2 separate regions of the Homo sapiens genome follow, and region 1 is linked to region 2. The links are chromatin contacts, found by Hi-C or POLR2A ChIA-PET in ENCODE. All regions are on one chromosome and are shown on one strand. Each heading gives the region's core, a stretch centred on a gene start or an enhancer-like site at or near the end of the contact. The rest is flanking DNA. Distances are from core to core; before and after follow the strand shown. Region 1 has its middle 15 kb from the start of HPSE. Region 2 holds the start of COPS4 (COP9 signalosome subunit 4).

The links. Hi-C counts contacts between places; a loop is a spot of excess contacts on that map. ChIA-PET counts read pairs that join two places held with the same protein, here RNA polymerase II (POLR2A). Pooled maps may share reads with other maps.
Region 1: a loop to region 2 is called in a pooled map, with 4 times the contacts of the local background. The contact joins the enhancer-like site here to the promoter of COPS4 in region 2. A Hi-C loop is called at or near these places in 6 of 50 pooled maps. POLR2A ChIA-PET finds 5 or more read pairs at or near these places in 5 of 52 experiments (A673, AG04450, GM12878 and 2 more).

What each region holds. Positions count from the first base shown.
Region 1 is chr4:83,346,930-83,352,470 of GRCh38, reverse strand. No RefSeq gene overlaps it. Among named protein-coding and RNA genes, the nearest start is that of HPSE, 15 kb to the right of the region's middle. Within about 2 kb of position 2,115, at least 4 of the 41 ENCODE cell types and tissues checked have a DNase peak (open chromatin) inside an H3K27ac peak, as active enhancers do.
Region 2 is chr4:83,031,200-83,036,794 of GRCh38, reverse strand. It overlaps COPS4 (COP9 signalosome subunit 4), which reads right to left and starts at 1,612. Exons shown (of 10, transcript NM_016129.3): 1 at 1,497-1,612. The coding sequence starts at 1,570. RefSeq lists enhancers at 1,123-1,182, 724-1,229, 1,243-1,302, 1,343-1,392, 1,493-1,842 and 2 more.

The DNA.
Region 1 (5,541 bases), core at 866-3,365, 320 kb before region 2:
GCTTGGGTGACACTGTGAGACCTTGTCTCAAAAAAAAAAATGTTATCTTCATGAATTCAAGCTTTGATTAAGAAAATGTAAGAAACAGCATTTGGAGGTTGTTTACAAATAAAATATTTAGCAAACGTGTGGCCTGTATTTTATGCTTCTTATCATAATTATATAACATACAAAATGTATTTTACACCAAGGGTGTGCGGATTCCCTCGAAAGCATCAGCTTTCCCAGAGTGCTCTACAAATGCTGTCATTTTCTATGTGTGTCAAGGTGTGCAGTAGGTTAGGAAACTGCACCGTGGTGAGGTGTTAACTCTGAGGCACCTCACAGAATCTTAATGGATTTAGGTTTAGGCTTTTGAAAATAAAAGCTTGTTCTCTGCTTTTTTTTTGCCCCGCTGTGTCACATCCTACATTTGAAACAATGAGCCAAGCTTGCTACTTGTTCAAAAAAGAAGACTAGAAAGAAAAAAGGGACATAGAGTAACATCTCTAAAACAATTCCTAAGATGTGGTCCACAGACCTCCTAAGAGTCTGGAGACCCCTGCAAGGGGTCTGTGAAGTCAAAACTCTTTTCATAATAATATTAAAATGTCATTTGTTCCTTTCACCCTCATTCTCTCCTGAGAGGACAGTGCGATTTTCCAGACACTACATGATGTATTATGATGTAACAAATTTAATGTTGATATTCATGTAAGAATCCAGCCACCTTTTGTTAAGTGAGAATCCAGCCGCCTTTTGTTAAGTGAGACACTAAAGTGATTTGCAGATAAAACAATGCTACTTTTCTCGCTGATTTTCTTGTTTTAAACATAGTTTTTTTAATAAAAATATGCTATTTATATTAATATGAAATGTGTTTATGGCCAGGTGCAGTGGCTCATGCTTGTAATCCCACCACTTTGGAAGGACAAAGCAGGAGAATCACTTGAGGCCAGGAGTTCGAGACCAGCCTTGGCAACATAGCAAGACCCCCATTTCTACAAAAGATGTTTTTTAAAAATTAGCCAGGAGGAACAGAAAACCAAACATGGCATGTTCTCACTCATAAGTGGGAGCTGAACAATGAGGATACATGGACACAGGGAGATATCACACTCCGGTACCTGTCGGGGGGTGTGGGAGCTAGGGGAGGGAGAGCATTAGGACAAATACCTAATGCATGCGGAGCTTAAAACCTAGATGACAGGTTGATAGATGCAGCAAACCACCATGGCACATGTATATCTATGCAACAAACCTGCATGTTCTACACATGTGTCCCAGAACTTTAAAGTAAAATAATAAATACATAAATAAGCCAGGTGTGATGGTACTTGACAGCAGTCCTAGCTACTTGGAAGGCTGAGGTGAGAGGATTGCTTGAGCCCAAGAGTTTGAGGTTACAGTGAGTTATGATCATGCCACTGACCTTCAGCCTGGGTAACAGAACAAGATCCTGTCTCTAAAAGAAAAAAAGTATTTGTTATAGTTACTCTTAATTATTTAACAAATATTTTTTAAATGTCTCAGTTTTAATTTTTAGTGCATCAAATATTGCAGATGTAACCCATGTGAAAAAAACTCTTTGGAATCCCCAGTAATTTGTAATAGTGTAAATGGTTCCTGGGATCAGAAATTTTGAGAACTGCTGCCAAAGTTTTACGCTGCCACACATCTAATATGTAAAAAACTCTGCAGCTATTAAAATGGAGCATGAAAACATGTTTATTACAGTGAAAAGATATCCTTTTCAATTATTAAGTGGGTATAGTGTGATCTCATATTTAATTGAAATAAATATGTGTGTTTGTGTATGTATGTGTCTATTCATAGGGAAAAAAGTATGGAAGAACACATACCAATAATGCTAATTATTTCTAGCCTGTAAGATTATGACAATATTTACTTTATTCTCTATTCCTTTGCTATGTATACTAAATTTTAAAGCTTTTAAAAATCGTGGTAAAAAACACATAAAATTCACCATCTTAACCGTTTCCAAGTGAACAATCTAGTAGTGCTAAGTATATTCACGTGACTGTGAAACAGATCTACAAAACTTTTTATCTCGTAAAACTGAAACTCTATAACCATTGAAAAACAACTCCCCTTTTTGCCCTCCCCCTCATGCCTGGAAATCACTGTTTTACTTTCTGTTTCTATGTATTTGACTACTTTAGATACCTCATATAAATGGACTTAACAATACTTGTCTTTTTGTGACTGGTTTATTTCATTTAGCATAATATCCTCAGGGTAGTAGCATGTGTCAGAATTTCCTTCCTTTTTAAGACTGAATAATATTTTGTTGTGTGTACAAGAGGACTTCAAAAAGTTCTTGGGACCATGCGTGGTGGCTCACGCCTGTAATCCCAGCACTTTGGGAGGCCAAGGCAGGCACTTGAGGTCAGGAGTTCAAGACCAGCCTGGCCAACATGGTGAAACCCCGTCTCTACTAAAAATACAAAAATTAGCTGGGTGTGGTGGCATGCACCTGTACTTCCAGCTACTTGGGAGGCTGAGGCAGGAGAGTGGCTTGAATCCGGGAGGAGGAGGTTGCAGTGAGCCGAGATTATTTGATTAAAATACAAAAATAAAAAATGTAAACTTTGACTGGGCATGGTGGCTCACGCCTGTAACCCCAGCACTCTGGGAGGCCGAGGTGGGCAGATTGCTTGAGGTCAGGAGTTCAAGACCAGCCTGGCCAACATGGTGAAACCCTGTCTCTACGAAAAATACAAAAATTAGCCAAGCATGGTGGCATGCACCTATAATCCCAGCTACTCAGGAGGCTGAGGCAGGAGAATTGCTTGAACCCAGGAGGCGGAGGTTGTCATGAGCCGAGATCATGCCACTGTACTCCAGCCTAGGCGACAAAGTGAGACCGTGTCTCAAAAAACAAACAAACAAACAAACAAACAAAATATATATATATAAACTTTATTTCTGAACATAAGCTCCAGCAAAGATACCCTTCATTTAGTTTCTCCCTAAAGAACGGAGGGTCCTGGGAATGTAACCATGTCAATGCAGTCTTTTTAAAATTATTGACTGAAGAAAAATGGGTGCCCTTGAAAGATTTTTTAAGATTAGGAAACAAAAAGAAGTTAAAAGGTGCCAAACGGGACTTTAAGATGGATACCTAATGATTTCCCATAGAAGCTCTCACAAAATTACCCTTGTTTGATGAGAAAAATGAGTAGGAGGATGGTCATGGTGGAGAAGGACTCTGTGCTGAAGCTATCCCAGGCATTTTTCTGCTAAAGCTTTGGCTAATGTTCTCGAAACACTCTTATAATATGTAGATGTTATTGTTCTTTGGGCCTCCAGAAAGTCAATAAGCAAAATGCCTTGAGCATCCGCAGAAAAATGTCGCCATGACCTTTTGCTCTGGCCCAGTTCACTGTGCGTTGACTGGACCACTTCATCTCTTGGTAGCCATTGCTTTGATTGTGCTTTGTCTTCAGCCGTGTTCCATGTCCTGTTACAATTTTTCGAAGAAATGCCTCAGGATCTTGATCCCACTTGTTTAAAATTTCCATTGAAAGCTCTGCTCTTGCCTGCAGCTGGTTTATGTACACACCGAGTGGAAAGTTTGCTCAACTTTAATTTTTCAGTCAGAATTGTGTAAGCTGAACCAATTGAGATGTCTAATGGTGTTGGTTATTTCTCCTGCTATTGATCATCAGTCCTCTTCAGTTAAGACATGAACAAGGTTAATTTTCTTTTTTTGCAAATTGATGTGGATGGTCTGCCACTGTGGACTTAATATTCAACACTGTCTCAACCCTTCTTACAACAAGTAGTCCACTTGTAAACTGTTGATTTCTTTGGGTCATTGTCCTCATAAATATTTTGTAAAGCATCAATGATTTCACCATTCTTTTATCCAAGCTTCATCATAATTTTTTTTTTTTTTTTTGAGACAGAGTCTTGCTCTGTCACCCAGGCTGGAATGCAGTGGTACAATCTCAGGTCACTGCAACCTCCACCTCCTGGGTTCAAGCAATTCTCCTGCTTCAGCCTCCCAAGTAGCTGGGACTATAGGCGTGTGCTACTGTGCTTGGCTACTCTTTCTATTTTTAGTAGAGATGGGTTTTTGCCATGTTGGCCAGGCTGGTCTCACATGCCTGACCTGAAGTGATCCACCCACCTCAGCTTTCCAAAGTGCTGGGATTACAGGTGTGAGCCACTGCACCTGAGTCATACATTTTGTGTTTGTTCTTGTTTCAATTTTTGCAGAATTCATGTTGCTCTGATAGGGCTTGATATGGTCTGACTCTGTGTCCCCACCCAAATCTTATCTTGAATTGTAATCTGAATTGTAATCCTCTTGTGTTACAGGAGAGACCTCATTGGAGGTGATTTGATCATGGGGTGGTCCCCTCATGCTGCTGTTGTGATAGTGAGTGATTTCTCATGAGATCCCAATGGTTTTACATGGGGCTTTTCCCCTCTTTGCTCTGCACTTCTTTCTCTTGTCACCATGTGAAGAAGGATGTTTGCTTCCCCTTCTGCCATGATTGTAAGTTTCTTGAGGCCTCCCTGGTCATGCAGAACTGTGAGTCAATTAAACTACTTTTCTTTATGAATTACCCAGTCTTGGGTATGTCCTTATAGCAGCATGAGAATGGACTAATACAGTAAATTGATACCAAGGTAGTGTGGTCCTGCTGTAAAGATACTCAAAAAAGTGGCAGCTACTTTGGAACTGGGTAACAGACAGAGGTTGGAACAGTTTGGAGGACTCAGAAGAAGACAGGAAAATGTGGGAAAGTTTGGAACTTCCCAGAGACTTGGAGGGCCCAGAAGACAGGAAGATGTGGGAAAGTTTGGAACTTCCTAGAGACTAGTTGAATGGCTTTGACCAAAATGCTGACAGTAATATGGACAATGAAGTCCAGGCTGAGGTGGTCTCAGATAGAGATAAGGAACTTGTTGGGAACTGGAATAAAGGTCTTCTTGCTATGCTTTAGCAAAGAGACTGGCAGCATTTTGCCCCTGCCCTAGAGATCTGTGAAACTTTGAACTTGAAAGAGATGATTTAGGGTATCTGGAGGAAGAAATTTCTAAGTAAGTGGCAAAGCATTCAAGAGGAAGCAGAGCATAAAAGTTTGGAAAATTTGCAGCTTGACAATGCAATAGAAAAGAAAAACCCATTTTCTGGGGAGAAATTTAAGCCTGCTGCAGGAATCTGCATAAGTAACAAGGAGTTGAATGTTAATCACCAGGACAATGGGGAAAATGTCTCTAGGGCATGTCAGAGACCTTCAAGGCAACTCCTCCCATCACAGGCCTGGAGGACTAGGATGGAAAAATGGTTTCATGGGCTGGGCCCAGGGCCCCCTTGCTGTGTGCAGCCTAGGGACTTGGTGTCCTGCATCCCAGCAGCTCCAGCTGTGGCTAAAAGTGCTCAAGGTACAGCTAGAGCTATGGCTTCAGAGGGTGCAAGTCCCAAGCCTTGGCAGCTTCCACATGGTGTTGAGCCTGCAGGTGCACAGAAGTCAAGAATTGAGGTTTGGGAACCTCTGCTTAGATTTTAGAGGCTGTGTGGAAATG
Region 2 (5,595 bases), core at 363-2,862:
CTGATTTTACTTTCATCCATATAAAAATTACAAGCAGAAAGGATTGAGCCATGAAGACATATTTAACTTATTTCCAACCCATACAATAAGTGAATATATATTTACTGACAGCTTAATAGTAACAACAACAATCTTACCGCACTTTCTATATGTCAGGTACTGTTCTACGTGATATAAGTGTGGTAAGTATATATGCACACACATACTCATCTTGTCCTCAGATAATGTCAGACAAGAATAAGTCCTATTATTATCTTCATTTTCCTGAGTGGGAAAATGCAGCACAAAGTAGTTAAGCCCAAAATATACGGCTGAATTTCCCACTGATAAAAGTAGATTACGTTTGCCACCAGAGAAAAGGCAGCCTAGCCTACTTAAAACAGTCAGAATTTCAATGACCAGGTTAGAACAGGTGTATCCCATTAATATACATCAAAGTGATTTCAGCTGTCAGGATGTAAACATTAAGATCAACTTGAGAGGCATACTTTATTTACTTATTTATTTACGGAGACGGGTGGCGGCGGGGGGGGGGGTCTCACTATGTTGCCCAGGCTGGTCTAGAACTCCTGCCCTCAAGTGATCCTCCCTCTCAGATCTCTCAGGCCTCAAGTGATCTCAGCCTCTCAAAGTGCTGGGATTACAGGCGTGAGCCACTGCACCCGGCCTAGAGAGGCATACTTTAAACAGAAAGCATGTTCATTACAAAAGAGAAATGCTGTGACATCTACAAAGAGAAAATGAACAATATACGTCTACCTACCTATGCTTAATACTGTTGACAACTGCTTGCAGAACAGGCACGTCACACATTTTAACTTGGAGTGAACCTAAGCATTCTATATAAATTTCGACAAAATTCAGATTCCTGCAAACATCACTACTGTAGACATCCTGACCCACGATATGAGCACATTCCGCCTATGTGCCATCAGAGTTGGTGGCAGAGAAAATACCCGAAACACAAGGACCCACAGAAGACAGTCTGAATGGTCTGGACGACATGACAGCGGCCATACCGCCTCAACCTCAGCCAGCCCCAAGAAGCCATCTCCCCGAAAAACGCAGCATCAAGGCCCCAGAATATACATTTCTCTGAATCAAAAAAAAAGAGGAGGAAGGTCCAAAGAGAGGCCAGATTCGGTGTGAGGCCGGCCAGCGATGGGAAGAGGTACCAGGGAAGGCTACTAAGGCCAGGGTAGCAGTCGTCTCTCAGACCGCTGTTCCAAAATCCTAAGGGACCAGAAAGATTCTATCAAGAACTGAACAAGCTGACAATCATTTCAAGTCTATAGCCTCGAAGGCCCCTGCACAAGGTCCCCTCCAGCTTTCTGCTTCTCCCAACATTTGCCTCCCCAGCCGACCTCAGGCCCGCCCCCTTGGACGTCAGGCCGGCTCCTAGCTTCACGCCCAAGAGCCGTGGCCAACCTAAGGAGATTAAGGCTGTGGCTTTCTTTCCCCACCTCTGTACTCCCGCGTTCCTGGGAAATACTCACTTGCCAGCCAGATCTTTATGAGAGCCGCTCGAATTCATGAGCTGGGCCAAATCCTGTCGCACGGCTGCCGCCATCTTTCTCCCAGCTCAGCGGTGGATGCGGGGGCCTCTGGCAGCCAAAAAGAAAACGAGTGTGGTCCTCCAGAGTGCAGCCAGAGGGAACCTGAGATGCTACAGAGTAGCGTCTGTGTGGGCCAGAGCGTCGGGTGTGGGAGCCTGGGCTAGCTCCGCCCCCAGGGTTGAGTGATGCGGAGCTCCACTCCTCAGGTCTGAGGCCTGCCCAGGTCTCTCCTACAGGCTCTGGCTCTCACGCTTGGACTTTGGATTGGCTGATGAACTCCAGTAGTGAGTCTCTGGTGTAACTCCAATGAGTAGCCGGTACATAAAACGACTGCGTTTTCGCAAAGTTCCGTTTCTCACGTCTGTGGTTTACCGTCCTTCGATCTTTCAGGCAGCGCTTAAACTGCCTGTGGTAAAGAATGAGTTTTGTTTCCGATTCACCACAGAAGATACTTTTTAGAAATACAATTAAAATGTCCCTATTCCTCCTCCCACTCCGTGCACTTTATAATGGTTGGTCAGACATTCCAGTTTGTCCAGTACAAAGCGATTTTCCCTCTGTCGTCCTGGAGTAATGATTAATATCCCCCCTTTCGGCCGGGCGCGGTGGCTCACGCCTGTAATCCCAGCACTTTGGGCAGCCGAGGCGGGCGGATCACGAGGTCAAGAGATCGAGGCCATCCTGGCTAACACGGTGAAACCCCGTTCTCTACTAAAAATACAAAAAAATTAGCCGGGCGTAGGTGGTGCACCCCTGTAGTCCCAGCAACTCGGGAGGCTGAGGCAGGAGAATGGCGTGAACCCGGGAGGCGGAGTTTGCAGTGAGCCGAGATCGCGCCACTGCACTCCAGCCTGGGAGACACAGCGAGACTCGGTCTCAAAAAATAATAATAATAATAATAACATCCTCCCTTTCATTCTAGAAACCGTTCCATTTCAATGGAAGATTATATGGTCGCCTGCGTTTGTATAACATTCAATACTCATGTATTCTTATAGAATTTCTGCAAATACAAGCAAATATTAATAAAATAAAATTTTACCTCTCACAAGCAACACCACATAATTGTTCTGCCTTGGTTTTTTTTTTTTGCACTTTTCCTGGTACTGTGGTTTGAAATAATTGTCTTCTCCAAAACTCATGTTGAGGGCTGGCGCCGTGGCTCACGTCTGTAATCCCAGCACTTTGGGAGGCCGAGGTGGACGGATCACCTGAGGTCGGGAGTTCGAGACCAGCCTGACCAACATGGAGAAACCCCGTCTCAACTAAAAATACAAAAATTAGCTGGGTGTGGTGGCACGTGCCTGTAATCTCAGCTACTCGGGAGGCTGAGGCACGAGAATCACTTGAAGCTGGAAGGCGAAGGTTACGGTGAGCCAAGATTGCACCACTGCACTCCAGCCTGGGCAACAAGAGGGAAATTCCGTCTCAAAAAAAAAAAAAAAAACAAACAACTCATGTTGAAACTTCATCTTTAATGTGGCAGTATTTAGAGGTGGGCCTTAAATAGGTGATTGGATCATGAGGGCAAAACCCTTGATCTATTCATGGATTAATGGGTTGTCATGGGAGAGAACATGTGGCTTTATTAGAAGAGGAAGAGACCTGAGCTAGCATGTTAGGAAGGTCACTCCCTTGCCATGTGATACCCTGTGCTGCTTCTGAACTCTAGCAAGTCCCCACCAGCAAGAAGGGTCTCATTAGATGTGGCCCCTTGACCTTAGACTTCTTGGCCTTCATAACTCTAAGATATAAATTCCTTTTCTTTATAAATTACCCAGTTTCAGGTATTCTGGTATAAGCAACAGAAAACAGACTAAGACAGCTGGACATCTTACCAGCTGTCCAGTCTTTCAAAATCACTCTTTTTGGAGCTAGAGGATATTACACAGTGAGAGTATGCCTTAGTTTATTTAATCCTTATAGGACATGTTATTTTTAATCAATGCGATGAATAACCTTTGCATACATTATATATGTACAGGTAGAACACATTACCAGAAATGAGGCAAAGGATAGACATACAATTTTGGTAGATATTGCCAAATTGCATTTTATAGGAATGGTATCATTTTGCCTTCCTACCAGAAATATATAGGGGTGCAGCTTCCTACAGCCTTGACTACAAAGGATGTCAAACTTTTGGATTTTTGCCATCTTGATGTGTGATAAATGGCATATTCCCTCTATTGGGAAAGAGAAAGAGAAGAATACCTGAAGAAGGAATCCCTTTTAAGAATGTGTATTAGTCTGTTCTCAGCCAGGCGTGGTGGCTCATGCCTGTAATACCACCACTTTAGGAGGCCAAGGCAGGTGGATCACCTGAGGTCAGGAGTTCGAGACCAGCCTGCTCAACATGGTGAAACTCTTTCTCTACTAAAAACACAAAAAATTAACCAGGCGTGGTGGCGGGTGCCTGTAGTCCCAGCTACTTAGGAGGCTGAGGCAGGAAAATCGATTGAACACAGGAGGCGGAGGCTGCAGTGAGCTGAGATCGTGCCACTGCACTCCAGCCTGGGTGGCAGAGTGAAATCTCAAAAATAAAATAAATAAAAAAAGAATGTATATTAGTCTGTTCTCACACTGCTATAAAGAACTACCTGAAACTGGGCAATTTGTAAAGAAAAGAGATTTAGGCCGGGCATGGTGGCTCACGCCTGTAATCCCAGCACTCTGGGAGGCCGAGGCGGGTGGATCACGAGGTCAGGAGATCGAGACCGTCCTGGCTAACACGATGAAACCCCGTCTCTACTAAAAATACAAAAAAATTAGCCAGGCGTGGTGGCGGGCGCCTGTAGTCCCAGCTACTCGGGAGGCTGAGGCAGGAGAATGGCGTGAACCCGGGAGGCGGAGCTTGCAGTGAGCCGACATCGTGCCACCGCACTCCAGCCTGGGCGACAGAGCGAGACTCCGTCTCAAAAAAAAAAAGAAAAGAGATTTAAATGACTCATAGTTCCACAGCCTTACAGGAGGCATGACTGGGGAAGCCTGAGAAAACTTACAATCATGGTGGAAGGGCAAAGGGGAAGAAAGTATGTCATCACATGAAGGCAGGAGAGAGAGAGAACACAAAGCGGGAGGTGCTACAGACTTTCAAACAACCACATCTCATGAGATCTCATTCACTATCACCAGAACACAAGAGGGAAATCTGCCGCCATGATCCAATCACCTCCTACCAGGTCCCTTCCCCAACACTGGGGATTACAATTCAACATGAGATTTGAGTTGGGGTACAGAGCCAAACCATATCAGAAAGTTAGGAGATTGCCCACATCAATTCGGATCATGTTCCATTGGCAAGAACTTAATCATATGACCACCAATGAGACTAGAAATTTAATTTCCAGTTGGGCAGCCTTGTGCCCAGAAATAGGAAAGAATGAGTTTAGAGGGACAATCAGCAGTCTCTACTACAATATGTCCCTCTGACCACCTGAATATCCACATGTCCTTTGATGGTAATTTTAGGTATCAACTTGATTGGATTAAGGAATACCAAGAAAACTAACTGTTACAGCATTATATTAGTGTGTGTCTGTGAGGGTGTTTCCAGAGGAGATTGGCATGTGAGTCTGAGTGGACTAAGTGAAGAAGATCTGCCCTTAGTGTGGGCAGGCACCATCCAGTTAGCTGGGCCCAGACAAAACAAAAACAGAGAAAAGGTGAATTGGTCTCTCTCTCCTGAAGCTGAGAAACACACTTCTTCTCCTGGCCTTGGACATCAGGCTCTCCGACCTTTGGACTCCAGGACTCACACCAGCAGCGCCCTGGGTTCTCAAGCTTTCGGACTTGGATTAAGCCATGCTGCCAGAATCCCAGGGTCTCTGACTTGCAGACTGCTTGATGTGGGACTTCTCAGCCCCCACAATCACATATCACAAGATCCAATTCCCCTAATAATTCCCCTCTCATATCATTATTTATATATATATATATATCTCCTATTGGTTCTGTCTCTCTGGAGAACCCTGAATAATATAGCTTCTTCTCACAGTAGAGCCTCCTTCCTCCCTCCCTAGGGAAGAAAGCTCAATTT